2 separate regions of the Homo sapiens genome follow, and region 1 is linked to region 2. A link is an interaction called in ENCODE POLR2A ChIA-PET data of the cell type or tissue named here. Cell type or tissue: OCI-LY7. All regions are shown on one strand. Links, peaks and the distances in the headings refer to the core of each region. The heading gives the core; the rest is flanking DNA. Region 1 holds the start of LOC107986232 (a long non-coding RNA gene). Region 2 has its middle 59 kb from the start of LINC01216.

What was found. ChIA-PET counts read pairs that join two places held together with the same protein. Peaks named below come from ENCODE experiments on the same cell type or tissue, not always from the same donor. Only the 100,000 strongest peaks of a DNase experiment are listed, where the experiment ranks them.
Region 1: POLR2A ChIA-PET joins it to region 2 with 11 read pairs; 2 of 35 experiments call an interaction of 5 or more read pairs at or near these places.

Annotation. Positions count from the first base shown.
Region 1 is chr4:100,098,136-100,113,863 of GRCh38, forward strand. LOC107986232 (a long non-coding RNA gene) reads left to right here and starts at 4,098. Exons shown (of 3, transcript XR_001741515.2): 1 at 4,098-4,543; 2 at 4,685-4,747; 3 at 5,677-6,327. In OCI-LY7, for the core only: no CTCF peak of the experiment used is centred there; a DNase peak (open chromatin) is centred at 9,026; H3K4me3 peaks cover 420 bases.
Region 2 is chr4:100,607,893-100,623,620 of GRCh38, forward strand. No RefSeq gene overlaps it. Among named protein-coding and RNA genes, the nearest start is that of LINC01216, 59 kb to the right of the region's middle. In OCI-LY7, for the core only: no CTCF peak of the experiment used is centred there; no DNase peak of the experiment used is centred there.

The DNA.
Region 1 (15,728 bases), core at 7,049-12,048, 510 kb before region 2:
TAACCAATAGGAGGTGGCAGAAGTGAAGCTCTGCTGCTTCAGGGCCTTGCCATTAAGAGGCTTGGCAGAGTCTGCTTTTGCTGTCTTGGATCTCGTCCTCGATGCCGTAAGGAAATCTAGGCCATCCTGCTGAAGAGGAAGGTCATGAGGAAAAGCTCTTGAAGATGGGAAATCACGGAGAAAGAGACGGCGTGTGAGGGAGAACCAAAATGCCCCAGCTAAGAGCCAGCACCACAACTGGAGACATGCTCAGCCCCTCCACCTGCTGAGTGCACCACACAGAGCAGACACAATCCAAGCAATAATTAATCACTGTTTGCATCATTAAGTGTTAGGTTGGTTTGTACATATTGGTTAACTTACTTACTTATCTACTTAAAATTCCTTTTTATCATGTAATGATTAAAAGAGAAAAAAATGTAGGTTACAATGCATGATAATAAAACAAGACTTATGTGAACTCCCCAAGTGAGAACTAGAATATTTACAAAACTATTGAAGCTAAACCTGTGGCCCAATCAGAGATAATCACCTGATAATCAATTTGGCTATCCCCTTGCTTAAAAAAAAAGCATCGTCATTTATCTGTCACCAAATAACATAGCAATTAATTGAAGCAGGAATCTTTGGAGAAAGCTGTGTTCTGAGCCCTATCTCTTTGCTAATCTCTGAAAGGGAGGATATATGGGGATTATAGCTTAACTTCAAGACTTGAAAAAGAGATTTCAAGTGGATGACTCAGAGAGCTCTGCCTGTGCCCCCTGCCTCTGGGAGTTGAGTGGACAGAGATGGACTGGCTAACTGCTTTCTTTGGTGGCATAGCCAGGCGAGTTTCTGTTGCTGAGGTATTAGCCTGCATTCCCAAGGTTTATCAAAGAAAAGGTAGTGCTAGAGTTTTTCATGGACCATGGGCATTGAGAGAGAGAGAGAAGTTTTTAGTTGTGACCAGTATGAGCATCCAGAGAGCCAAAGAGACCCCAGCAGCAAGAAACCAAGTTCTGAGGTTCTCAAGGGTTGGTGAAGGAAAATTAAATAATAACCCAAAAGAGAGACTCACAAGCTTAGTTAGAATAACTGCAGGACAGAGGGCCCCAATGATACAAATCTCTGAAAAGCCCAGGAGAGCCCCCACAAGATAGTTTTCTTTAAACACCTGCCAGGTCCAGAAGGCCCAAAGACAACTCATGATCATACTAGTCCAAGTCACACATTTCTTACACTCTTTCATCTCCTCTCTCTGTTCAAAGACAGAGGAGATGAGCAGACCCTCTTGCTGCTCAAAGTGTGGTCCCAGGACCAGTAGTAAGAGCATCACTTTAGGGCTTCTTAGAAATGCTGAAACTCAGGCCCCACCCAGATCTATTGAATCATCTGCATTTTAACAAGATCTCCAAGTGATCTGAATATGCATTAGGGTCTGAGGAGTATGGAAAACCCAAGTTGGTGTTCACAAATTGGTAGACGTGCAGTGGGGAAAGCTTCCTGGGAATGAGAAAAATCAACACTTGAAACAGAGGAAAGCCTTTCTCATTAAACAAATCTTAGAGGGAAAGTGGGCAATGAAAGTAAAGTTGCATTTCATTTACATCCCTCATGTTGTGTGTGTTCTAAATATCAAGCATAGCCATTTGATAAAGGCTAGTTTATTTCTTCCCTTTTTGACTTTTATAATAGTTGTTTCTCAAACTGTAGTCTGCTTCAGAATCTCCTGGGCTACCTGAGCTTCAGAGCTAATGACTTGGACTTTGGACTCCACCTGTTTTGGTTTATTTTTGTTTTTTTTAGAGAAAGAGTCACGCTCTGTCACCTAGGCTGATATGTAGTGGCATGACCTTGGCTCACTGCAGCCTTAAACTCCTGGGCTTAAGCAATCCTCCTGCCTAGGCCTCTCAAAGTGCTGTGATTATAGGCATCAGCTGCTACTCCAGTCCTCATCTGCAGTTTCTATAAGCATCCTAGGTAATTCTTATATACATTAACACTTAGGATGACTGATCTAGCACTCGCTGGGTCCCTAGACTTTGTCCTGTGGCTGCCATTTCTTTCTCACCCTATGTTCCTGTATTATTACTCTAAAGCTGGTCACATCAAAACCATGGGAGAGGGGAAGATCAGCAATGAGAGGAAGGGAGGGTAAATTCCATACTGTTGCTGAATGAAGACCATTACCCTCAATCTTTTCCCAGCTTCTGCTCTCTTGCTTTGTGTATACATAATCCCATCTTTCTGTCCTAGCCCACCTGAGTTCCCTGTCTTCTAACCCTCTGATAGCCTTAACACACACTAGGAAGCACAACCTGAAAATGGGGTAAATCCACTTGCCCTGCAGCAGTTTTGGGGATTGGGAGGACCAGCTCTCCCTGCCAGGGCTGTATTTATAGGTGGAGGTGTGTTCTCAAGCCTAGCTTGGAATGCCAAATGAATTTTGTTACAGAACCTAATGGAGTGTTATTACTTACACTTTAGATCAGAACTGTGGACTGGTCTGAGAAAATGGCCAATATTAGCAATGGTTTTTAGTGAAAAATCTATCAATTTGACTTACGAATTTGGGAGACTTTAACCCATTTTCAAACAGGGAACTGCTTCTGATACTGTGTCAAAGCTTGCAGAAGTTAAGGTGAATCTGTTCATTCACAGCCTCCTTGGGATATGATAACGTCTTTCTAAACAGAAGAAACTTAGCGACATCTCAGTAACACCTAAAGATGCCTCAGTCATTGGCATATGGCCACTCTGAATATGATATGGTGTTAAATTCACCAGAAAGACCAGCTTGTCCTAAAAAGTATATTTGTGGTTCTGAATGCAACTCTCATTTGTAAAAAGGATTCCAGAATCAAATGTCTAATCATTTCTTTTTGTTTAAGATAGGCTTTGTGATATTTCTTAGGCTGTAGGGGAGGTAGAAGGCTGAAGGCTGCAGGAAGATAATGGGCGTGTGGAGAGCCCTGCTGGGGCTCTGTCTGAGCTCCTCCTGGGAATAGCTTCCCTAGAGAATGGAACTCCATGGCCTCCACATTTCTGAGGGATTACCACAAACGTGGTTGCTGTCAGGAACAAAGCAAAAGGCAGAGTGATCCCAAAGCCCTCTTGCCCGGAATGTCCTGCTGCTGACATGAAGTGAAACTTACAGAGGAAGGAAATGTCATTTTCACACAGTTAACCACAGGTGTACAGAGGGCCCCTTGGTGTCTTTCTTATCTTTTCCATGAGCACCTCACATCCACAGGGAGAGGAGCCAATTCTCTCTAACAGCCTTGGAAAAATACTTGCTCACCAGTGAAGGTTATGTGAATCCTACATAGAGTTTCATATAGAATTTGGGAAGAAGCAATTTGGAAGACTTGATTTGGGAAACTGTAATGTTTCTCACATAAAATAGAGTCATGTATATTGCATTTTAATAAAATAATGTGTTATGTGGATAAATGTAACCTATTATGCTTGAATATTTATAAAATATTTCTTCTCTAAAGCGATGTGGTTTAGTGAAAGAAACATGCACGTTAGAATGAGTCAGAGATAGGTACAAATTCTGATTTACCTACTAGGGAGTTAAGTGTTTTGGGGCAAATCATTGGCAGTATATCAGAAATTTTCATCTACAAAACAGAAATAGTAATAGCAATCTCACAGGGCTATTGTGGGATTAAATAATAGAACAACATTTAGCATATACCTGCACATAACAAAGACCCAATAATATTTGTTTAAGACATTTCCAGTCAAATTCTATTTTCATATATACAGTAAGTTAAAAGCATCTTCCTGTTAACAAAATCAATTAATTGTGGTCAAAATATTAGGAATGTTTAAAGTACAGAATTTTATTTCATTTTTTAAAAAATGGAGTCAGGGACTCACTCTGTTGCCCAGGCTGGGGTGAAGTGGCACAATCATAGCTCACTGCAGCCTCCAGTTCCTGGTCTCAAGCAATCCTCCCACCGCAGCCTCCAGAGTAGCTGGAACTACAAGAGTTCACCACCAAGTCTGGCTAATTATAAAATTCTTTTTATAGAGATAAGGTCTCACTAAGGTTCCCAGGTTGCTCTTGAATTCCTGGCCTCGAGTGATCTTCCCACTTCAATCTCCCAAACTGTTGGGATTACAAGTGTAAACTGTCACATCCAGCCCATAATTTATTTATGATGGTGACCTATTCTATGGGCTAATGGAATATATTTATTTTATATTTTGTATTTAATTAGGTTTCTTGATTGATTACCCATCATGGATTGAAAAGTTATGTCAAGACCTAAAGGAATAAGGAAATCTCCATGAACTATATATAAGTCTAAAAAATAATGTAATGATAGTGAAGAGTAAAAGATATTAGATTGAATGAAAAGTTGATTACTTGATTGCTCCCAAGCTTCCTTTTTTTCCTGAACCTCAAATAAAGCTAAATTCTATTGTTTTTCATTTTAAGTTCTCAGGAAAATAGGAAAAAAATTAACAACATGAGGGAAGTTGTAAGACATGGGAAATGATAGAGTGCTTTACACCCAGGCCTGTGTAGACTGACTCCCCTGCTGAGATGGTAAGTAGGAAACCTCATTGTATTTTCTCCTCTACTTTTAGTTTTGAGGGTATTTTGAAACTTACCAAATGTTCTTATGTCTCTATTTTGTCAACGGATGACCACCTTTGATAATGACTCTTCACTCTGGTCATACTTCAGAAGATGCCAACAGGACAACAGAGCAGCAGGTGCCCTGCCTCAGGTGGACAGCCTCCAATCTTGGTGATGACTATACATTGTGTCTTCTTCCACATATCCATATAAATCTCATACATATTCATTTTTACTTTAAAATTTTATATTTGTATATTGAAATATATTTACTTAAGAAGAACATACTAAGTGCCTATGTGTGGCTTTGTATTATGTCAGCTTCACTAAACTGGAAGTATGTTTTCCAGACTTCACTTTCCTGTATGTTTCAGGGTAAGGGTTGTCCACAAGAGAAATTTTCATAAGATTTGGGAAACAGAAAAGAAGCACAGCCATTTTTGCATGCTCTGAAATTTGGTGCATGGTGCCAGTCATGACGGCAACCTGTGCATGCTGTCACTGATCTGCTTGGCCTACCTGGGTGGCCAGGTGGATAGCACCTGGGTCTGCAGCTTCTCCAGTTCTTGCTGGATTGTCTGCTCTGGACATTCTGTTTCCTAGCTCTATGTCAATGGGGATTAGCTTCTCTTGCAGGTTACCTGTGTTGTCGAGGTTGGAGGTAGTGAGAGACAGATACTGGTTCCAGTCTATCCTTGCTCTCTCCCACTTTGCATCCAGCTGTTCTTCCCAACTAGTGTTCCAGCTTGCATATTGCAATCTCAGGCCCCACATCAGATGCAGAGGAAAGATCTAGCTACTTTATTTTACATTAGTCATAGTAGTACTGCTTTTCTGGTTGATCCCTGACTGATATAGCCTATATATGTCAGACACTGTGCTGGGTTTGGAGATAGCAATGGTGAGCCAGTTCAGTATTGACCTTTTTTATAGAGCTTAAAGTCTAACTTAGGATATTATTATTATAATACAAAAGAAATAACATGTTATTTTTAATTTTCAATCAAGCTGAGGTTATTTAATAATGCTTTCATTTTTATAACCCTTTTTTACTTTTCAAAGAGCTTTCTTGTTATTTGCTCACTGTCACATCTTTGCAGCTGTGGAGAAGACTAAGCAGAGATTTAAGAATACTCCTATCCCAAGGTTGCACAATTTGTAAGTGGCAGGAATGTAGTCTTCTGATTCATATTCCAGTGCTTGTCTTAATGTGAAAGTTATGAAAATAAATCAAATTTTGTACTTTCATGGAGCAAATGTTACTATCAGATCAGTTGTGTCTACATTTCACCAAAATATTTACCAATCCAGAAAAAAAAATAAGCCAATATGAGATACTTGGCACCACGTAGGAAACCACATTGGATTTCTCAGTTTTCAAACAATTATCCTGATGTCAAGAAGATGTGACCCCAGAAATATGAAAAAAATAAAATGTCAGTTGTCTTGGTGACCTTTCTTTTGATGCTAAGCTTCATATAATAGGCATCTACAGGTTTCACTTTTAGACTGTGTTCTTCTACAGAGTGGCAGGAGAGATGCTGAAATTTGTGCCAATATTTCACTGGAGGTGATCATTTTCAATCTATGTACATAGGGACACAGCTGGAGTGACAGACACTTCTGCCAATTATGACACCTAGATGGATTTTGACAGAAAAATGACAGTCATGACAGCATTTCCTCCAGAGCCTAAAAACTGTGAGTAGGTCAGAAGAGTTATCCAGTAGGCTGTAGATTCTGTCTCCTTCTAAGCAACCAAAAGCAGGGTTGTTCCCCTCTGTGATGTCATTCCCTGAGAGTCAGAGTATGTGTCTATCATCCTTAATGTGGTTTTAAAGACATTTTATTATAAAGTTAATATATACTGGTTTGTAAAATTAAACTCTGTAGAAGGTTGTGGAGAAAAAAATATCTCCTATTTCCCCACCCCTATTTCTACTTCCCAGAGTTAGTCATTCTCAAAAATGTATATATATACACATGTATATGTATGTGTATATATATACATTTTTGAGAATGACTAACTCTGGGAAGTAGAAATAGGGGTGGGGAATATATATATGTATATATGTATATATATGTATATATGTGTATATATGTATATATGTATATATGTGTATATGTATATATGTATATATGTGTATATGTATATATGTATATATGTGTATATGTATATATGTATATATGTGTATATGTATATATGCTCTTTGTATGTGGGATTCATTCTTCTCCCTGCATCTCAGCTCTAACCTCCTCTCCTCAGAGAGGCCTTGCCTGACCACTCACTGTACAAGGTAATTCCCCAGTTATATTCAGTCTCCTCATGCTGTTTATTTCCCTCATAGCCTGAATCACAATGGCTCTAATTTGTTCTTTCCCATGGTCTTTCTCACTAGAATGTAAGCTCTACAAAGAAAGGGTGCTTGTCTGGCTTGCTTACTGCAATTTCTTCTCTAATCAAGATGTTGTTAAGGGTGTCATTCATTGCATTATGCAAAGTCTTCTTTATTTCTTTCTGGATTTTTTTTTTTTTTTGATGGAGTTTCGCTCTTGTCACCCAGGCTGGAGTGCAATGGTGCGATCTTGGCTTACTGCAACCTCCGCCTCCTGGGTTCAAGTGATCTCCTGCCTCAGCCTCCTTAGTAGCTGGGATTACAGGCACCCACCACCACAACAGGCTAATTTTTGTATTTTTAATAGAGATGGGGTTTCACCATGTTGACCAGACTGGTCTTGAACTCCTGACCTCAAGTGACCCAACCGGCTCGGGCTTCCAGAGTGCTGGGATTACAGATGAGAGCCACCATGCCTGGCCCATTCACTGCAATTTCTTAGTGCTTGTCAGAAGCATTCAATAAATATTTGCTGAATAAATTGTTGAATGAATGGGATCCTGATAAATTTCTTAGTTCCAGATGCTGCTGAGGATAGGCCTCGGTACTTGTGTACTGTAGGATAATTCTGTGCCCTTGTATTGAACCCCTCCTTCTGAGCAAGTTTGAATGGGAGTTCTATAAAATCAAACATGTTTTGATAATTTTTCCCACTAATTTATATATAACTATGAGAGAAACATTTAATAAATATATAAATATTTGCCCAAAGGAACACTGTTGCACATACAAAGATATGGCACTATCAAATACAACCATTGAAGGCAGGCAGCTTTCCCAAGTGGAAGCTTACAGTTGCTCGTTGGATGATATACAAAATTCCTAATTAGGCATATAAAAAATGGTGCTGTTGTTTCAACGTTCAGTTTGTTTGAAAGTTCAATGCACAAAGTCATATACCCCCAAGGCTGTGTATGTCAAGTTAACCTGACAGAGAGCTATTCTGTTTGTGCCAACTTTATGAATTTCCTCTAAACAGCAGTGATTTGTCTAAAAAACATCTCCTATCTGTATGTATGCAGAAAAGCTGTGCTCACTGAGATGTCTAGATTTATTGTTGATGCATTATTATGGTCTTGAACTCCTGGGCTCAAGTGATCCTCCTACCTCGGCCTCCCAAAGTGCTGAGATTACATGCATGAGCCACCATGCCTGGACAATTTTTTTTTTTGCTTATGAATTCACCTTATTTTATATATAAGGCAAATGATATAATTTTGCACTTCACGTTTTAACAATCTCTTTATTTATTTACTGTATTGAATTTAAGCTGGACATATGGGATTGCCCATTTTACAAGTAAAGCTCAAGAAGCTAAATGCTTTCCAGAGTTTACAATGAGTGAGGGACAAACACTGGGATGAGGGCCTCCAACCATCCAACCATCCAACCATCTCATCAAAAGAGTAATTAAAAATTATTCATGCAGGATTTGCAAAGAAAATAGAAAAACTGGGTTCTGCGCCCTTAATCCAACACCTTCCTAAAGGATATAAAAGAGTTGAGGTTGAAGAAAGAGAATGAGGAAGTATCTTTGTGGAAAGTTGTCGGAGGCCTGTGGCATTTTCCTTCCCCTTCCCTTCAGGGATGTAGGTAGGGAAGTGCTTTCTTTTCAGCTCAAGTCTAATGAGAATACTTTTGAAGGGGCTGAATTCAAGCTTACTATGTGTCTCCTGGAATTTTGAGGATACACAGGAGACTGGTGGTTGACTTGCACTGAAAAAAAAGAAAGGCAGATATATCAGGAATTGCTTATGATGGCAGAGTGAGGACAGTGGGCAGTGCTGGAGCGTGGATTGATGTGGGAAGAATGTATGAGCTCCTGCTGGCCAGGTGGCTGCCACAGAAGGCAGCCAGGTGAAAGCTATGTGAAAAACCCTTCCCAAGAGGGAAGCCTGCCAGGATGGGAGACCAAAGCAGTAGGAAGCTATGGGTCTACACTAGGGCAGGGAGGTAGGAAGTAGAGGATACAGAAAGGTTAGTTGGAGGATGTATCACCCTTGAGGAAATGGTGCAGTTTAGTGTTCAGCTCTAGTGATCCACTGTGGTCAGAAAGCACCAACGTTAGACCACAACAGAACTACTCTAGCAAGACCTTTGTTTCTTTTTTGTCTTCACTTCCTTGCCAGCCTGCCCCAGTGGGTGGGGATACTGTGGTAAAGGTTGGATGGGGTGAAACAATTAGAAATGTGGCAAGGGACTTGAGGGAAGAACTGGTACCATGGAAACAAAGAAGGTTGGCCAGACATCCCAATCCCTTCCCTGCTGCAGATTTCTGCCTGAAATATGTCTGAACTAACAAACAGAAGTAAGAGTATTACATTAAATGGGACTGCTATTATGTCTAAAAGTAACTGAAAAAACTATGTGACCCACTCAAGTTCTTATCCAGGCACAAGAAGAAAGGTAAGAGGGTTTGCAGCAGGTATTTGTGATAAAGAATAGACTTGGAGTTTCCACGCTTTTGAATTCTATTTGTTCAGCATAATAGTTACATAAACAATTAGATACAACATGATAATTACATATAAAATTTAAGCAATAATAAGTATAGTTTAATAATACATATTTTTAGTTTCTGGCTTGGGGACCACACTGTGAAACCCATTCACCTAGACCCCAGTCTAACTTGCTCCTCCCCAGACCATGGAATTCTGCTTGTCACCAGTGAAATTTCAAGTGTCATTAGTTTTAAAGACTATTTCTGCTTGTGCCACTTATGACCAACCTTAGCATTTCCTTTGCTAATACTCCTATGACCTCTTAGAATCTTGTGGGTTTTGATTGCTTTTCCTACCCGAAAAGAAAGATGTAATATTTTTTAGCTGAATTTTTCTTTTAAGATAAGTAGACTTTATGGTGTTAGCAAACAATACTTATTGAAGACTTTTCCATTAATAAAACAAAATAAAGCAAAATAATACAAAGATCCTTCTACTTATACCTCAGGTTACCTTCCAGAAGCTACCTTGTAGCAAAAGAATCACCCGGCGGTGTCTGCAACTACCACTTCCCATGGAGTGGCTAACTGTAATTTTTGCTGTTGTTCATTTAATTTTCTCTGCCAATCATATTTACATTTAAAACAGTAAAAAGAATTTTTCCTCTTTTGGAAGGAAAAGGTTACTTTTTCAGTAAATGTTTTCTTTATAGAAACGTAGGCACACACATTAAAGATTTTCCTGTCAAACAAGGATACCACAGACTCAAATCTCAATTAGGTTTTAAAATATTCCAGATTGTACAACTTCTATGTCTGCATATTTTATATCACAAAGTCAGGTGTCTCATTTTGCTCAATTTCTCTACTTACTTGAACCATCATTCCAACTCCAAGTGGTACATCCTTGTGCAGTACCATGCTTTCTAACAGATGATAGAGTTGTCACTCTGTTTAAGGCTTGCATAGTTTTGGTGTATGTTATCGACATGTAGAGATTATATGCAGATGGCAGATTGTGGCCATCTTGCAAATATATTTCTATAATCATTTTTACAGATGGGAAATGCAATGATAAAAAAGGAAAGAATTGATTCTAAAGCACAGAAAATATGTTCAAACAGCTTCCTTCCCCAAAACAAACTTGACCAACTTTGCATCTGATCTTGGCATGTGCTCTTATGTTTAAGGCAGTGTTTGGTTTTCAGGTTTTCCATGGCTTTTTTCATGCCCACTACATTTCTTTTCTGATTTTGGCAGTTCTCATTAGGTATTTCAATGAATAGTCAAGAAATCATACAAATAGGAAGTAACTTTAGTGAAATTATGAGACTTAAGTTGAAGATGATTTGACTGCTTATAGCCAATATATGTCTGTCCCTACAGCTTTTTCTTTTTCTCCTTCTGTCCTGATACAATTGGCCATCAAGATTTTAAGTGTAGCCACTCTGGAAGATTCCCAGATGTCCCAGTATAAGAAAATGTGTACCCAGCATTTGAAGAACCCTGTTTTGAGATTTAATCCATTTGCACACTTGGTTAGCTCTGTTAATTCAATTACCTTAAAAAGTAGCAAAGATAAAATTCACCAGAATCTAATTTCATTTCATTTCCTTTCTCTCTTTCCTGAGTCTTATTACTGCTTTATTTGCAATTGGTTGGAATTTTAGAGAAATTTCCTCATTTAGAGAATCTTCTTCATTAAGTGCAAATCTCACAAAGTTTACATTTAAAACAACAAAAAGAATTTTTATCACAAATGCTACTCAATAAGGAGTCATAAAAATTTAGAGATAACTTTTTCTAGAAACCTTATTTTCTTTTCACTTCACATAAATCAGTTATTCTTTCTTTTAAGTTACTTCCTGAATAACAGAAACCTCTGTTAAATATACTTTTCTAAAAGTCCAAAATACAACCATGAAAAGTCTTTGAGAGCCCTTTCTTTCAGGCTGAGTCAACATGAAATAAAACTTTATAGTAGACTGAGATACTCTTGCCCTCTGCATATCTACCTTTGATGTCTCCCCTCTTATCCTCCAGTGATATATCAGGACAACTCACAGGTCTCACAGCTCCTCCAGGACACCCAGCTAATATATTTGCACAGAAAATATTACCTAAAAGTAAAGGAAATTCATCTCCTTATCTCTAAGAGGGGCTGTGTAACAAAATATTAAACAGGTTTACATACATACCACCCTACCGTAAATAGAAATTCCAACACTAGAAAACACTGGCAGATGGAAATGATATGGATAAATAGTTTCGTGCTGCCATTAAATTTCTTGGAAACTTCTAGAATGGCTACTGGGGCAGTCAAAGGTAGTTTCCTCTGAAGTCTTGGATGAGAGCAGTTTTTTGATCAAATAATTCACTTTCCTTTTTACTTTTAGCATGCAATGTCTTTAACACCCTTTCTTCTATAATCAAAAAAAATATTAACAATGTGTTTTAGGACATCTGCTACAGCAATAGCTGATTGGCCTAGAAATAGATAACTGACCCAAAGGCCATTAAGCCACGGACTGCTCAGCAGCCTGTCAGGGCTGGCTGTAACAGATGAGCCCAACCAGCCAGATTCTCTCTGGTGATAGTTTTGTATTAAGAAACCCAGAGACAACTGAAGCCAGCTACAGGACTTGAGCAGGAAAGTCACATGAACAGTTGTTGGAGCCATTGTTTTGGAGCCATATGTAAGATAATTAAACAAAGAAAGCAGATCGAGAGACTGAAGAATGAAGCCAACTCATAGAAAAAAGCAGATGAGAGAAATGATAAAGTCCTGGGATGGGAAGAGAGAGCTAGGACTTTGAGTTTCCTGGTGTTCGTATTCTAAGAAGGCCAGCTTGCCTTGCTTCTTGAGATTGAAATCCATGAAATCCCTGTATTCTCCTTTTTTTTTTTTTTCTAAACTCGAATTAATTTGAGAAGGTTTCTGTTCTTATATAGTAAGATAATATTTTGACATAGTAACTGAGGTTTTATTTTTGCTCCAGACTTCCTGTTCTTCTTTCCCCCTATTTTGGTAGCAGGGAGGGCCTTCTATGTTCATATCCATGGGTAGGGGTTTTAACCTCAGAAATAGAAAGTAAGAAAAAGATTCAAGGCTTAACACTTGAATTTATCAAGTAGACGTTCCCACAAATGCATGGCAAAGGCAATCACTTTGACAGGAAAGACTTTTCAAGAATCAAGGGCCAAGACCTTGGCATCCTTGGACCACAGAGGAGGACTGGAGGAAGGAAGAAACCCTGAAAGACTAAGATTTGCCAAGATCCTGATTAAACCAAGACATCAATGAATATGTCTGAGTATTACCTAGAAATGAGTGAATCAAGTTTTCTGCCATCAGGGGAAAATTGAGGCTTATGAGGAAAATAAATCTATTTATTGAAAATTTTAAATTTGAAGTAAAAAAGATATCAATTCTTCTATCTGAGTTTATAGCCTGTTAAAATCATACCCAGAATATCAAGCCATAAGAAAACACAGAAATTTCAGGAGGGAAGTTATACAAAGAATTAAGGCCAGGCACGGTGACTCACACCTGTAATCCCAGCACTTTGGGGGGCCAAGGCAAGCAGATCACTGGAGGTCAGACGTTTGAGACCAGCCTGGCCAATATGGTGAAACTCCGTCTGTACTAAAAATACAAAAATTAGCTGGGCATGGTGGCACACACCTATAATCTCAGCTACTCAGGAGGCTGAGGCTGAGGCAGGAGAATTGCTTGAACCTGGGAAGTGGACGTTGCAGTGAGCCAAGATTGCACCACTGCACTCCAGCCTGGGTGACAGAGCTAGAATTCATTTCAAAAAAAAAAAAAAAAGAATTAAAAATATTTCCTCCTCCAAACATGTACACATAACAGGTTGGGAAGGGCATTCTTGCATAAAATACTGTGGGAGTCCCCATCTATCACAGATCAGAATAATAGCTGACATTTACTGAATGCTTGCTACTATTTAGTTCTGAAATAAGAATTTTACCTAATATTTCATTTAATCTATATTTATCACAAGGCAGTAGGCTAATTAGTGTCCCGATTTTATAGATAAGAAAACTGAGGCCTAAAGACATCAATGCCTGTGGTTTCAAAGCCATCAAGCTAAGTTCTATTAAAATTATATTCCAGCTGCCTACCCTAAGACCATAAGCTCCTTTCACAAGGTCTGAGTCCTAGCACAATCAAAGATCTATCTTTGCTGTCATTTGTGAAGCACTTTGGCATCATGAAAAAATTATGGACTTTGGACTCAAATTTGAGTTTTAAATTTGGCTCCATTAAATCAAAGCATGAGAACTTGAGAAAGTTAATAAGTCTCTTTGAGCCTCACTTTTCTCAAATATAAAAAGTATTATGCTTCACTTGTAACAATGTGAGAATTAAGTCATCTAATGTATGTAATCAGTACATAGTATGTATTTGTTTTTGTTTTTGTTTTCTGAGATGGGAGTTTCACTCTTGTGGCCCGGGCAGGAGTGCAATGGTGCGATCTCGGCTCACTGCAACCTCTGCCTCCTGGGTTCTCCCACCTCAGCCTCCGTAGTATGTGTTTTGATGGGAGCTGCAATGGACTGAATGTTTATGTCCTCCCAAAATTCAATTGCTGAAATCCTGACTTCCAAGGTAATAGTATTAGGAGGTAGGGCACTGGGAGGTGATTAGGTTATGAGGATGGAGCCCTCATGAATGACATTAGTGCCCTTGTAATAAGGAAGGAGACCACCCCTCATATTGTCTTATGCCCAATTTCTGCCTCCAAAGAAGAAAAAGTAAAAATTAAAAGGCAGAAATGAAATCCACAAGTAGAAAGCCTGACGCCACACCCTGGGCCTGGTAATTAAAGATCGATCCCTGACTTAATCGGTTATGTTATCTATAGATTACAGCCATTGTATAGAAAAGCACTGTGAAAATCCCTATCCTGTTTTGTTCCGATCTAATTACTGGTGCATGCAGCCCCCAGTCACGTACCCACTGCTTGCTCAATCGATCACCACCCTCTCACGCATACCCCCTTAGAGTTATGAGCCCTTAAAAGGGCCAGGAATTGCTCGCTCAGGGAGCTCGGCCCTTGAAACAGGAGTCTTGCCAATGCCCCCAGCCGAATAAACCCCTTCCTTCTTTAACTCGGTGTCTGAGGAGTTTTGTTTGCAGCTGGTCCTGCTACAATAAAAGGGACTCTAGAGAGAACCCCTAACTCTCTACCAGGTGAGAAAACAGCAAGAAGGTGCCATCTATGAGTAGGCCCTCACCAAACACCAAATCTGGTGGCAATTTCCTCTTGGACTGCCCAGTCTCCACAACTGTAAAGAATACATTTCTGTTGTTTAAAAGCTACTGAGTTTACAGTATTTTGTTCTAGCAACCTCAATGGACTAAGACAGGAGCTATTATACACCTGATACCTACTTTATAGGGGACACTCAACAAACATTTGTTGAATAAATGAGTGCATAAAAACCACCCATACCCGAGCATTCAGAACACAATATTTATTTCATAAAATAAAGATTTTGAACTGAGAAAATAATATTTTTAGAGATAGCATTATCCTTTAACTGAATTGGAAGAAAAAGGAACATTCAACTGTTTACTGTCTCTTGATTCCTACCCATATTTTATTTAGAAAATATGCCCATATGAAAGATACCCTGGTGGTAAAGCATTAACAAATTAAACCAAATGTCATTAAGTCTGTCTCATTTCTCAATCATGTGGAACTTCAGTAGCTCCCACAAGTGGGCATACTAATTCACTGTGCTCTGTATTTTTCCATTTGTCAACTGCTTTCTATTTTGCTCTGCTTTTTAAATTAAGGATTGGCTACTTAGGCTGCAGAAGAATCCTTTTTTGCTGCCTTCTGTTTTCCAAAGTTTAACGGGAGGTGCCTCATTTGTATTTTTCAGATACCCCTGACTTGTCTTATTCATATTCATGAACCTTCCTGGTTGTTCTTTTTCTCTGTGAATTGCTCTTAACAGACCATTTTCCCTCAAACCCTTTGCATTCACAGTAAGCTGCTTCCAAAACCAAAAGGAACATTAGCAGCAGGTGAAATCTCCATTACTGGTGGTTAGAAAAGAATCCTAATTGATTTAAAATATTAAATATAATTTCCTCTAAATGTTTGCCCTAAATATTTTACCTACAGGTATTCAAATTCAGGTCTTTTCTTAAGATAAGAATGCTTCTATCTGAATAGGAGCCTTACAGTAGTAAGATAATTGTGATGGATTACTTATGTTGGGACTCAGAAAACGGCACCCTAAAGTATGCTGCTTTGACATGCTGAGTACTTTGAACTCA
Region 2 (15,728 bases), core at 4,870-9,869:
TTACAGCTCTTAAGGTAGAGCGTCTGGAGTCTGCCCCTTCTGATGTTCAGATGTGTTCGGAGTTTCTTCCTTCTGGTGGGTTCATGGTCTCGCTGGCTCAGGAGTGAAGCTGCAGACCTTCGCGGTGAGTGTTATGGCTCTTAAGGTAGCGCGTCCGGAGTTGTTCGTTCTTCCCGGTGGGCTCGTGGTCTTGCTGGGCTCAAGAGTGAAGCTGCAGGTCTTCGCGGTGAGTGTTACAGCTCGTAAAAGCAGCGTGGACCCAAAGAGTGAGCAGTAGCAAGATATAGTGCAAAGAGCGAAAGAACAAAGCTTCCACAGTGTGGAAGGGAACCCCAGCGGGTTGCCAAAGCTAGCTCGGGCAGCTTGCTTTTATTCTCTTATCTGGCCCCAGCCACATCCTGCTGATTGGTAAAGCCGAGTGGCCTGTTTTGTCAGGGCGCTGATTGGTGCGTTTACAATCCCTGAGCTAGATGCAAAGGTTCTCCACGTCCCCATCAGATTAGTTAGATACAGAGTTTGGACACACAGGTTCTCCAAGGCCCCACCAGAGCAGCTAGATACAGAGTGTGGATTGGTGCATTCACAAACCTTGAGCTAAACACAGGGTGCTGATTGGTGTGTTTACAATCCCTGAGATAGACATAAAGGTTCTCCAAGGCCCCACCAGAGCAGCTAGATACAGAGTGTTGATTGGTGCACTCATAAACCTTGAGCTAGACACAGGGTGCTGATTGGTGTGTTTACAATCCCTGAGCTAGATATAAAGACTCTCCACGTCCCCACCAGACTCAGGAACCCAGCTGGCTTCACCTAGTGGATCCCGCACCGGGGCTGCAGGTGGAGCTGCCTGCCAGTCCAGGGCCCTGTGCTTGCATTCTTCAGCCCTTGGGTGGTGGATGGGACTGGACTCCATGGAGCAGGGGGTGGTGCTCGTCGGGGAGGCCCCGGCCGCACAGGAGCCCATGGAGTGGGTGGGAGGCTGAGGCATGGCGGGCTGCAGGTCCTAAGTCCTGCCCCGCGGGAAGGCAGCTAAGGCTCGGTGAGAAATCGAGCGCAGCGCCGGTGGGCTGGCACTGCTGGGGGACCCAGTACACCCTCCGCAGCCACTGGCTCGGGTGCTAAGTCCCTCATTGCCCGGGGCCAGCAGGGCTGGCCGGCGGCTCCGAGTGCGGGGCCCGCCAAGCCCACGCCCACCCAGAACTCCAGCTGGCCCGCAAGCGCCGCACGCAGCCCCGGTTCCCGCTCGCGCCTCTCCCTCCACACCTCCCTGCAAGCTGAGGGAGTGGGCTCCAGCCTTGGCCAGCCCAGAAAGGGGCTCCGACAGTGCAGCAGCGAAGGGCTCCTCAAGTACCGCCAAAGTGGGAGCCCAGGCAGAGGAGGCAGCGAGCGAGGGCTGTGAGGACTGCCAGCACGCTGTCACCTCTCAATAGCAATGAAAAAAGTTATACATTATTCAGGATTCCTCCACTCCCTTGATTTCAGAGGCAATTTCTCCTGTCAGGTTAATGTAGTGATACTAGATAACATGAGTAGAAAAGAAATTTGAAGCCACGTCAGAAAGTATCTCTCATCACATACTACTAAAGAGCTGTGATTTAATTTGGTAAGCAAAAGTTAGTAATTTAAATTTAAAATGCTTTCCCTTTAAAGAATTTATCCAGCAGTCTCAACACAACCTATGGACACCTATAGAAATAAAAAGTTAGCAATCATATTTCTGTTAAAAACAAAGACTGAGAGTACGTTTCAGAATATGGGAGGACAAATTTCCAGTAATGATAAAGGAGATGGATTGAAATCGGAAAGCACAATAATTGGAAAAATCTGTTGTTCTTCTGGAAACATCTGGCCCACCTACCTGAAAGTAGCTATTCCTACTCCCTATCTATCTTCAAGGTTAGAAACATGAGTGTTTAACAATCTGGAAACTATCTAGTAGATGCCTTTTTCTTCAAAGGCTTTTTGAAAGATATCTTCTTCCACGTATCATTCTCTTTCCTCACTATCACTTCCTGCTTCTGTGAGGGTAAAAACCCCACTCTTCAAGAGATAAATGAAAAGGAAACTCAAGGTGTTTCATTTCAGCATAGAAAGTATAGGCCTCCTAATTAAATCACCACAGGTGATTTAATCTATTATTATTGATAATAGCCATTTCACCAGGTGTGAGGTACCTCATTGTGGTTTAGATTTGCATTTCCCTGGAGATTAGTAATGCTGAGCAATTTTTTCATATACTTGTTAGCCACCATTTATGTGACTGCTTTGAAAAAAATGTATATTAGTTCCTTTGCCCATTTTAATTAGGTTGTTTGTTTTTTCTCTTAAGTTGTTCGAGTTACTTATGTATTTTCAATATTAACACCTTATTAGATATATTTGCATACATTTTCTCCCATCTCATAAATTATCTCTTTAGTGATTGTTTCCTTTGCTGTGTAGAAGGTTTTCAGTTTGACTTAGTCTCACTTGTTTATTTTTGCTTCTGTTGTCTGAGTTTTTGGTGTCATAACCAAAGAATTACTTGCCCAGGCCAATGTCCTGGAGATATTTCTCTATGTTTTCTTCAAGTAGTTTTACAATTTCAGGTCTTATATTTAATTCTCGATTCCATTTTGGGTTGCCTATTGTACATAGTGTGAGATAAGGGTTCAATTTTATTCTTTTAAATGTGAATATCCAGCTTTTCAAATGTCATTTTTATTGAAGAGATTGTACTTTCTCCATTGTATGTTCTTGGCACCTTTTCAAAGATCAATGGACCATAAATGTGTGTATTTATTTCTAGGTTCTCTATTCCGTTCCATTAATATGTATGTCTGTTTTTATGCAAGTAAAACATTTTGATTACTATAGCTTTGTGTTATTACTTTTAATGGCAAAAGCCACAATTACTTTTGCACCAACCTAACAGTATACTTTGAAATCATATATCATGATGTTTCCAGGTTTTGTTTTTCTCAAGATTGCTTTGGCTACTCAGGGTCTTTTGTGGTTACATATTAATTTTATAACTGTTTTTTCTGTTTCTATTAAAAATGCCATTGGAATTTTGAATTAACTCTTTAAATTCATGAACACTAGATATCTTTACATTTGTTTGTGTCTTTTTCAATTCCCTTCACTAATGTTTTATAGTTTTGAATCTACAGATCTTTCACCTCCTTGGTTAAACTTATTCCTTAGTATTTTGTTCTTATTGATACTATTATAAGTGGGATTGTTTTCATAACTTTATTTTCAGACACTTGGTTATTGATGTATAGAAATGGTACTGATTTTTTTGTGTTGATTTTGTATCTTGCAACCTTATAGAATTGGTTTATTCTACCAGTTTTGGGGTTAAGTATTTAGAGTTTTTTATATATAAGATTATGTCACCTGCAAACAGACATGGTTTTACTTTTTTCTTTCTTATTTTAATGCATTTTATTACTTTTCTCATCCAATTGCTCTGGCGTAGACTTCCAATACTGTACTGAATAGAAATAGTGAAAGTGGGCTATTCTTATGTTCCTGATCATAGAGGAGAAGCTTTCACTGAATATGATGTTAGCTCTAGGGTTGTCACCTATGGCCTTTATTTTGCTGAGGCACCTTCTTTTTATACCTAATTTATTGAGGATTTATATCATGTAAGGATGTTGAATTTTGTCGAATGCTTTTTTTCTGCATCTATTGCTATGATCATATGATTTTTATTTTTTATTTCTTAATGTTGTATATCATGTCTACTGATTTGAATATGTTGAACCATACTTGAAATCCAAGGGTAACTCCCACTTGATCACAGTGTATGATCCTTTTAATGTGCTGTTGAAGTTGGTTTGCTAGTGTTTTACTGGGAATGTTTGAATCTCTATTCATCAGGGATATTGCAATGTAATTTTCTTTTCTCATAGTTTCCTTGTTTGGCTTTTATATTAGGGTAATGCTGGCCTTTTAAAATTTGTTTGGAAGTGTTCTCTCCAATTTCTAGGAAGAGTGTGAAAAGGACTGGTGTTAATTCTTCTTTAGATGTTTGGTGCAGTGCACAGTGAAGCCATTTGGCCTTGGATTTTTCTTTGTTGAAAAGATTTTCATTGATTCAATCTTGTTACTTAAATAGTTCCGTTCAGATTTTTTATTTTTTCATGATTCAATCTTGGTATGTTGCATGTTTCAAGGAATTTATTCCTTTCTTCAATGTTATTCAATTGTTGGAGTATAATTATTCAAAGGGTCTCTTATGACCTCTTGTATTTCTGTGGTATTAGTTGTTATGCCTCCTTTTTCATTTTTAATTTTATTTGAGTATTTTCTCATTTTTTCTTAGTCGGGTTTAAAGTTTGTCCATTTTCCTTACTTTTTCAAAAACCCAAATGTTAGCTTTATTTATCCTTTCTATTATTTTCTAGACTTTATTTCATTTGTTTCTACTCTGATCTTTATTATTTTCTTCCTTCCGAAAACTTTGAGCTTAGTTTTTTCTTTTTTCTAGTTCCTTGATGTGTAAACTTAAGTTGCTTATATGAGATTATTCTTCTTTCTTAATGTAACTGTTTAAACTTCCCTTTTAGAATTGCTTTTTCTACATTCCATAAGTTATGGTATGTTGTGTTTATATTTTTATTTGTCTCAACATTTTCTAAATTTCCTTTTGAATTTTTTATTTTATCCTTCGACGGTTAAAAATGTGTTATTTGGCCGGGCACAGTGGCTCACGCCTATAATCCCAGCACTTTGGGAGGCCGAGGCGGGCGGATCACGAGGTCAGGAGATCGAGACCATCCTGGCTAACACGGTGAAACCTCATCTCACTAAAAATAGAAAAAAATAGCAGGGCGTGGTGGCGGGCGCCTGTAATCCCACCTACTTGGGAGGCTGAGGCAGGAGAATGGCATGAACCTGGGAGGTGGGGAGCTTGCAGTGAGCCGAAATCATGCCACTGCACTCCAGCCTGGGCAACAGAGCAAGATTTGTCTCAAAAAAAAAAAAAAAAGTGTTATTCAATTTCCACATATTTGTAAATTTTCTGTTTTTCCTCTCCTGTTACTGATTTCAAGTTTCAAACCATTGTGTTCAGAAAAGATACTTGGTAAAATTTCAATCATATTAAAATTGTTAAGACTTATTTTCTGGCCTAATATATAATCTATCCTGGAAAATATTTCATGTGGGCTTGAAAAAAATGTATATTTTTCTGTTGTGGAATAAATGTTCTGTTTATGTCCATTAGGTTCAGTTGGTGTATAGTATTGTTCAACTTTCCTATTTCCTTATTAATTTTTGGTCCGGATAATCAATCTTTTGTTGAAAGTAGGGTATTGAAGTCCCCTACTATTATTGCATTACTAGCAATTTTTTTCTTCAGATATTTATTTTATATATTTAAGTACTCCAATGTTGGGCACATGCATATTTATAATTATTCTATTCTCTTGATGAATTGACCCCTTTATCATTACATAATGACCTTTTTTGTCTCTTTTTGACAAAACAGACCTTAAGTATAGCTACCCGTGTACTCTTTTGGTTTCCATTTGCATGAAATATCTTTTCCCATTCCTTCATCCTCAACCTATGTGTGCTGTTAAAGCTGAAGCAAATCTTTTGTAGGCAGCATATAGTTGGGTCTTTTATTTTATTTTGATGCAGTTTCAGAGAGACTGCCTTTTGAGGCAGACCTGGATCCTGGTGTCTCAGGGGCTGGACTGGAGCCTGTCTGTGAATGCTCACAGTGCCAGGGTTCACTGGGACAGGCCTGGGGCTGGGGTCTGCAGTGAAGTTGGGTCTTCACTTCACTCTTCTTCTCATATACAAAGGGCATCTCTCTCCATACTGTGATGCCAGGACGTGGGGGAGTGGTGTAACAGGTAATGTGAAACTGTCCTTCCTACCTTTTCAATGTGTCTTTTCTTATTTCTGTGCTCCACCCAGGTGCTGTAAACTCTCACTTGGATTACTTAGCCTTTGTGAAAGTATTTTTATGTGTGGATAGTTGTTCAAATTGATGTTTTTGTAAGGAAATGAGCTCTGAAAACTCCTCTTCCACCACCTTGTTGACATCATTCCTTCATAGTTGTTTTATACTCTGTGTCAGATAATTTCAATAGAAGTGTTTGTGAGTTTATTTTTATTCCTTGTTTTTTTGTTTTTCATTCACAGCGGATACCTTGTTTCTCCATGTGTGCTTTGTTTGCTTTGACAGAAAATTATTTGTAAAATTATTTGGAAGTATAATTTGAGGTTCCGGATAATTATACATGCTGCTAGAGAGGATCTTTGTGGCTTCTTCCAGGCCTTTAGGAGGGTACCGATTCAGGATCAACTTATGTTCAAATCTTATGCTGTGGTAACCAAATGATGGAAGTTGCCTGGAACAAAGATTGATTTACTTCTGGTTTGCCCTTACTCTGAGAATATAGTTCTTTACAGTCTCATCTCAGAGTAGTTGTATAGGGGTGTTTCAAAATCTTTATCTTGGTAACCCCTAGGCTTCCCCCAATACCCACCCACCCTCCAACTCCATATCTTCCACCCACCCCCCCAACCCCACTACACCCCCAGAAGCTTACCAAGCTAGTAAAACCATAGTTGAGTTTCACAGCTGATACTTCCAACTTCAGGGCAAAACACATTTGAACTCTTGGCTTCCCTCTCTAATTTCTTGACTTTTCTTAGGTTTGGGGTGAGTAATTTTTTTTTTTTTTTTTTTTCTGAGACACAGTCTTGCTCTGTTTCCCAGGCTGGAGTGCAGTGGGAGAGATCTCAACTCACTGCAACCTCCACCTCCCGGGTTCAAGCGATTCTCCCACCTCAGCCTCCCAAGTAGCTGGGATTATAGTCACCTGCCATCATGCCCGGCTAATTTTTGTATTTTTGTAGAGATGGGATTTCCCTATGTTGGCCAGATTGGTCTTGAACTCCTGACCTCAGGTGATCTGCCCGCCTCGGCCTCCCAAAGTGCTGGGATTACAGGCGTGAGCCACTGTGCCTGGCCGAGGGTGGATACATGTTTTTCTTAATTTTGGATGGCCAAATGTAACTTATCAACAGTTTTTTGTTTGTTTTCAGGGTTTTTATTTGCTTATTTTGGCTTTCATATTAACATTTCCTTCAGCTCTTTCAGCTATCTTCAGCAGGAGGATTTGGTTCTAATTGCCCAGCTTACTATTACCAAGGTGAAATCTCTTTTACGCTATAGTTGACAAAGAATCATTTACCAAATTTAAAGACATTTAAGTAATTATTTGTTCTATTGGATCGATTTTCTCCTCAAAGACTCGTTATTTATATTCTTAGAACTTAATATGGGGATTACAAACAAAAGGATCCTTTTTCTTTCCTTAAGAACACAGTTTGAAGGAAAAAGCAATGCCCATTTTTCTGGCTAAAAAACTCAGTAATGATTTTCAGTACATTTGAAAATTCATATTGAACTCTAAGTATTTTTGTGCATGTGTTTTGCTATTTAATCGGTAGTAGCTGAAAAAAAATCCAATGGTTGCTATTATTTGTTAATACATTTCTCTCTGTAATATTTTTTATTGAAAAACTATGACTATTTCTATTTAATGCTAATTCATATTTGTATCTGTCACTTCAAATGTGAAAAATGTCAGAGTGCTAGATAAAGCATTAAAATCATATTAGTATTTGTTATATAGCTTTGCAGAATTCTCAGTGTTTTGCTTTCCATCTTTGTAGATTTTTAAATATTTTTCTAATTTTCTTCATTGAATTTGTATTACTTTTATAAGCAACTTTATTTTAAGTGTATTGGCTTTGTACACAACTATATTACCATGACCACAACTATGTAAGCAGAAAATAAAATTTGGAAAACAAAAACTACAAATATTACCACTGCTTAACTCTACATTGTGGGAATAGTAGTGCATATTTAAATACTTTCATGTTTCCAGATTTGTCTAAATGCACTTATTACTCCTTTAATTTACAATAATAACTAACCAAAAATACATACAGAGCTATATGTACAATAACAATATATTTACAATTGTGCTTTAGGAAATTTTCTTTAATTTACAAGGGCATGGGAAGGAGTTACCTCAGATAATCTTTCAAAACTGTGACATTATTTTATTTCAGAAGTATTGATTGCCAAAGGTACTGTGTGACTGCTGCATTGAAAAGGAAGTTCAGATACAAGATGCAGGGTAAAGATAGCTTTAGCAACACATGACAAATTCTTAAATTTAAATAGGAAGAGGGATTAAAATTCTAAGGCGGCTTGAGGATAGGATGGCCATTCTAAGATAGGAATATGAAAAGTTGAGGCAGATTGGAAGGGTTGTGACTAGACCACACTTTGAATACTATTTATTTTTTAAGTTGTTTACTATTTCCAGGTGGAAAGAATTCATTAACCAGAACCCCTATTTTACACAAATAGTTGAATTCATTTGCTAGGGCTGTTATAACAAAGTACCACAGACTGGGTGGCTTAAACAACAGAACTTTATTTTTTCACAGTTCTAGAGGCTGGAAAGCCAAGATCAAGGTGTCAGTTGGGTGTGGTTTCTTCTGCAGCCTCTCTCTTTGGCTTGTAGATGGCTGCCTTCTCCCTTTGTCTTCACATGGTCCTACCTCTGTGTGTGTGCATCCCAGTTATCTCTTTGTGTGTCCAAATTTACTCTTCTTTTAAGGACACTCCTAGGACCAGTCTTAACACTCTCATTTTAACTTAATGACCTCTTTGAAAATCTTATCTTTAAATACTGTCACACTCTAAGATATTAAAGATTAGGGTTTCAACATATGAATTTGGGAAAGGGGACACAAGCCCATAACATTCACCTTCTGGACCTCCACAATTAACATCCTTCTCACGTGAAAAATACATTCTCCCCCCCACTGCCAATTCCAACAGCCCAAAAGTCTCAAACCATTCCAACATCAATGCTAAATCCCAAATCTTATCTAAATATTATCTAAATTACTTGTGTATGAAACTGCAGATATTATTTATTCTGAGAAAAAATTCCTCTCTGGCTGTGAACCTGTAAAACTAGACAACTTACCTGCATCCAAAATTCAGTGGGTGGGACAGGCATAAGATAAGTATTCACATTCTGAAAGGGAAAAATCAGGAAAAAGGAAGAGGTCACTAGTTCCAAGCAAACTCAAAACTAGCAAGGCAAATTCCATCAAATTTTCAGGCCCAAGAATAATCCTCTTTAGCTCGATCTGTCCTCCAGGCTCACCAGGGTAGTAACCTTACCTATTGGGCCCACTGAGGTGACAACAGCGCCTCCATGGCACTGGGTAGCAGCTGTGCCCTCTGAAACCCAGGAGGAGACAGCTCACCACACAGTACTAAAGTAGGAGTGGCAGCCTTGCTGATCTCAACATTGTCTTCAAGGTCATTCTTTCCTCTTCCTAAAGGATAATGCCTATCTGCAGCCAGATAGCTCTATTATCCCATCCTATAGAATCCAGGAAGTCCATTAGCTTTTCTTCATTTTGTTCCAACTCTATCCCTTTTAGTTCCAGCTGGTAGTGTTTTTTCTGTTATTAACCCACCTCTATTCCTCATTTTGGCTGAGACAGCTGATTAGATCCACGAGTGAGACCTCTAATCTTTTTATCAAATGATTATTCAGCCACATCCTTGGTGTTCGGTCCAGATCATGCTTAACTTTGTAATATGGATAGGGTGATAATTTTCCACGTCTTTTAGTTTTGATTACTTTTTGCTTAATGATTTTGTTTTCAATTTATGTCTCTCCTCTTGTATTTACAATATGCTGTAAGAAGAAATCAGTACCCTCATTACTTTACACCTTCAATACTTTGCCTAGAAATCTTTTTAGCTAAATACCCTAGTTCAACACTTATAAATTCTAGCTTCCATAAAACACTAGAACACATTACAGCGAAGTTCTTTGCCACTCACTCTATAACAACAGTTTTCTTTCCTCTGGTATCCAATAACTTCCTCATTTCCATTTGAGGCTCACCAGAGGCACCTTTAGCATTCATAGTTCTACTAATAATTTCCCCAAGGCAATCTGGGCTTTTTCTAATATGCACCTAAAAAACTCTTCCAGCCTTCATCTGTTACCCAGTTCCAAAGCCACTTTCACATTTTTAGGTATTTGTTACAGCAGCACCACACTTTCCGGTACCAAAATCTATATTAATTTGCTAGGGCTGCCATAGCAGAGGATCACAGACACCTGTCACAGGTGTGACAACAGAAATTTATTTTTGCACTGTCCTGGAGGCTGAGATCAAGGGGTTGGCGTGCTTGGTTTCTTCAGAGGCCCCTCTCTTTGGCTTGCAGAGGATCTCCTTGCTGTTTCCTCACATATTCTTTCCTCTGGGTGTATACATCCCTGGTGTCTTTTGTGTGTCCAGACTTTCCCTTCTCTTAAGAATACCAGTCAAATTGGATTAGGGCCCTCCCTAATGGCCTAATTTTAGCTTAATCACCTCTTCAAAAGCCCTATCCCCAAAAGTCACATTTTGTGGTACTAAGGGTTAGAGCTTTAATATGTGAATTTTGGGAACACACAATTCAGCCTATAACAAAGGTAAATTTGATATACAAAAAAACTTTAAATAAATACTTGTATTCCCAACAGCTTTTCAGATATATTTTAATAGATTTTATATGTTCAAAAAAATATATAAGGAAAATTTAAAACTAGCTCTTTGGAAAATTCTCATGATTTAAACCAAATGACAAGAATAGAAAACGATAACTAAACTACATTCTCAATTTTCTTTAACATACTTAGACACATATTTTTATGTACAAAGTAACAGAAAATATGAAAATAACAGTGATTATCACAAATTGATGAAATGACAGAGTACTTTTTTATTCTCCCTTATATTTTTCATGTTTTTTGGAATTATCTCACTGAGACATATCACTTATGTATTTAAATATATATATTTATATATAATTATTAAAGAGAGAGAGATTTCTATCAGTATGAATCTTTGGTTGCAATCAACAGAAAACAACTTTGTATGATTTAGGCAAGAAAAGAACTTGTAAGAAGGCTATTCTGGTGCTTTAAAATTATAGAAGCTGCTAAACTACCAAGTTATACAAAGGTCTGGAGTTAGGGCAGCCCTGGGGAACTTGCTAACAGGAGCTGACTGGCAATTTTGCCAATGAGTTACAGCTGAGATGACTGATTTCTGATTGAATTTTCGATCATGACATGCCATTCTGTTCCAGATTTAGAGTCCTAGGAAGGGAACTGAATTTGGCTGACTTGAGTTTTACGCTCAGTTTTGGTGGTTGGGGGGACATTTTGGCTGACAGTTCCATTAAGATAGACACTTATTCAGAAGAGAGAATCCGCAAAATGAAATCAGAGTGAAGTTACCAAGGAAAGGGAGATCTACAACAATACATCATCGTACAGTAGCACTGTATGGCCTATTATATACGATATCTTCATCAATATTTTGTTTCATTTGAATATCTGCCATCAAAGATGAATTCTATTTAAGTATTTATCAGACATTTGAATCATTAAAAGTGTGTATATCATAGAGATTCTCTGCATTATTTCTTTTCTGAATCTATAATAATCTCAAAATAAGAAGCTGTAAAGTGTCATATATTGTTTCTTGTTTTCTTACTCATTTAAAAATTATAACCTAAAATTTTTATGCTGTTTTCTGTTTAACCAAAATCAGATTCCACTCTTGGTGAGTTGATCAGGGTGTCAAGGTGGCAGTTTTAATAGTTTCACTTTTCCTTACAAGTTATTAGTACTACCCTCAAGGCACATCTTTAAATGGCCTGCAACTTTTTGGATGAAATATTGACTATTTTTTTTAAAACTTTACAATTATTTTTAATAACCACTTTAAAAATACATAATAGTGATCTGTTTCTCATGTTGTACTTGTCAAAACTCTTCAATCCCCTCGTATGGTGCTTTAGAAAAATCCCTTGGAAAGTCTAAATAAATTACATGTACCCATTCTCTTTCATTTTCTTAAAAACATCCTAAGTATCTGAAATATCAGATATGGTTTATACCTACAAAACCATGAAAGCAACATTTTTCTCTATGCCTATAAAAACCTAACTTGACTTTCAGCTTCATTTTCTTAATTTTCTTAAAACATTTTTCTAAGTACCTGCAACATCAGATATGGTTTATACCTACAAAACTATGAAAGCAACATTCTTTTCTATGAATATAAAAACCTAACGACTTCAGCTACTTTCCAAAGTACTGACATAGCTTCAATGATTTGAAATGCCCACAGCAACATAACTTTAACAGGTCATAAACTGGGATTTGGAACGGAAGCTTACTTTTCTCAAGTCTGTTTATCATGTGAAGTGATTATGGATATTAACTGAAAGAATGTATACTTTTTCAGAGTGCACTCTTTTTTTTTTTTTTTTTTTTTTAAGGAGTGGAGAGTTTAATAGGCAAGAAGGGGCAGGAAGGAAGGGAGAAGGAAGAAGCTCACCTGTACAGAGACAGAGGGAGCAGGGCTCTAAAGTCTAGAGAGAGAGTCCCACCTGCCACAGATACCAGCTAGGTATATATACAGAGGTTGGAGAGGGTGGTGTCTGATTTGCACAGGGCTCAGGGTATTGGTTTGACTAGGCATGTCATTCACGTAGCCCTAGGAAAATGCTGGCCCTCCCACCCTAGCCTTTTAATATGCAAATGCAGGGCACCATGATGTTCTACACACATGGGAATACATGGGGTTGGCCATGTTGACAGGAACAAGTGGGGAAAGGGCAAGAAGGCCACTGGAATGCCATGTTTGGGTAAACTCAATTTCTAGTTGCTGGCATTTGCATATCGACGGTTGCTGGCCTGGCTCTAAGAGCTGGGGCTTTACAAGAAACTTTCCTGGAGATGCTTTTAAAAACGAAAACTTCCCAAGGACCCCCTTTTCCTCTCTATCTGTCTAATCTAAAATAATTTCTTTTTTTTTTTTTTTTTTTTTTTGAGACGGAGTCTCGCTCTGTCACCCAGGTTAGAGTGCAGTGGCATGATCTCAGCTCACTGCAATCTCTGCCTCCTGGGTTCACGCCATTCTCCTGCCTCAGCCTCCTGAGTAGCTGGGACTGCAGGTGCCCACCACCATGCCCAGCTAATTTTTTGTATTTTTAGTGGAGACGGGGTTTCACTGTGTTAGCCAGGATGGTCTTGATCTCCTGACCTCATGATCTACCCGCCTCTGCCTCCCAAAGTTCTGGGATTACAGGCGCGAGCCACTGTGCCCAGCCTAAAATAATTTCTTAATAACTCCCACAACATTCCCCCCTGTGGAGATGCCACACTAACTGCTGTTAGGGGGTTTTGGGTGATGACTTCTTCTGGCTGCTTCCTGCTGAAAAGGGGCGTCGAATCGGGAACAACAACTAGGGCTTCTCCTGGGGTTGATCTAAGGGTCCTCAGAAGAATGGAGTGTCCATTTGTGGTTCAGTTTACAGCACCATTGGAGTTTGATTGCTTCTAGGTGAGCAGAAACAATCAAGTTATAGTATTGTGTATACAGGGTCCAAATATCAATACAAGACATATAAGCAAGAGAGGACTTAATAAAGGGTTTAACCAATCCATAAAGAAGACTGGAATTTATTAAAGAGGGATTGTAGCCACTCGGGGCTGAAGCTGGTATTTTTCCTGAGCCTGTCAATAATTTTGATTTGATTTTTAAGTACCTGTAGATTTTCCTTTACTTTACTAGAGGTGTTAATCCAAAAGCAGCATGTTTCATTTAAAACTGTATCACTAAACCCAATAAAAAGCCCTAGCCGACTCAATGATAGCAAAACTTTCATACTTCCTTTTTGTAACTATTATCCCTGCTATAAAGATAATAATTAAGCAAAATACGACAGCGATGGAAACTGTTTGTTTAATATTTCAGTTAGAAGGTGCTAACATGTATAACCCTATTGCAAATAATCGAGTGAGTATAGCTATTTCCATAAGTGTGGTGTGGTAGATAATTTCTATCTAAAATTTTACTTGTCAAGATATAGAATTCCCCTTTGGGGGGGTCTATGAAATTCCTTGATTTTATTTTCCTAAATAAAGAAACCTCCAGGTTATGGGCACCCTACTCAGTTTTATTACCTGGCAAAATTTGCAGGATAATTGTCCAGAACAAGTATATTGATCCAAACTTTTACATCACCCATCCCTTATTTTTTCTTCTAAGCTGCAGGAGATCACTTCTTGATTGACAGGAATAATCAGGGTTAGTCTAAAATGTAGATGAAAAGCCTGAAAATAATTAGTGAGACTAAGGCTTAATAACAAATGTATGATAAGCTTTGGAGCACAATTTTTCTCTCTAGTCGTCATTTTTGGTAAAAACAAATTATGAATAAACTGTAGTCTTATACTTAGCCTGATTATTTGCATAAAGTGCAGCAAGAATGGTTATTTCTACATAGGCCTTTTGGATTGGCTTTGATGAAACTCTATTTCATAAGGAATTTCAGGTAAGACTATTAAAGCCGAGCCCAGCCATGGGTTTACATCCTCAAATACCTATGAATTGGGTGATCCTCTCCTCTTGAGGTCCCAAGATAAACTCAGAGCTCCTAGACCTGTTAGAAAGTGAAATTCTTTACTGATCACAGGTGAAGAACCCTGTGCAGAGACTGTGTAGACAAGGTATGAGGCCAGTTCTCCCCAAGGGGCTTTTATTGGCTCTGCATGTCCAACTTGATTCCTTAAAGGGAAACACACCTCAGTTAAAGCCTTGGCAAAATAACCAGTTTTTCCAATTGTGTCCCATTGACAAAGAAAAATGGATTCTTATTGCACTGATGCAAACAACTATATTGCCATAAGTTAAGAGTACTCACAGATAGTTTCCAAATTCTAGAGGAACCAGGCAGAGAAATAAACATGCTCCAAATTTTGTTCATAGGAGTACACCTTATTAAAGGCCATAAATAGTTAAAAATAAGTTTCCTTGACTCAAAACAAAACCAGGATCAGCAGTATTCTGAGCAAAAGTTAAAAGGCTTGCTTTTCTTTCTGAGTGCAGTCCATTTAGTTAACTCTTGTTTTGCTTGGTATTTGTGAACATGTCAGTTCTTTAGAAGTTTCATACATTCTTTCTGTATTCCAATGTTACAATCTTCAAAGCTATTAAAAACGTGCATTTGAGAACACCTTATTAAAGGTGTTCTCAATATAGAGAACACCTTATTAAAGGTGTTCTCAATATAGAGAACACCTATATTAAAGTCCTTAATGTAGCTTGATTATAAACCATCTTTTGAGAAGGAACAAAGCAAGACAACAATTGTCTGTGAATTGCAACATTTCCAAGATATTTACAGTTAAAACATGACTGACCAAGAAGTTTGTTTATATCTGAGGTTTACAATAACTTTACCTTTAGTTATTATAATTGATAGCATATACTTAGAGATTAGAATTTTAGAAATCCCATACAATTTTTGAACATATATTAGTATTATTCACCAAAATATAACTTAAAGAGGATTGGACATCATTTTGGCAATCTCATATGACTAAACATGTCAAATAATCCTGTTTATCTCTTTTTTGAATGTTTCAGGGGCCCTCTGAACTATCCAAAAAGGCAGGCATTAGGAAGAACAATTCCCAGATTGCCATAAATTATTTAGCCAAAATGATGACTTAAAAGGCAAAAATCTTTTATTAGCCTTTACTATGACATGAAAATCCTGTTTAAAGCCAAATTTTGCCCTTGTATTAGTTTGTTAATAT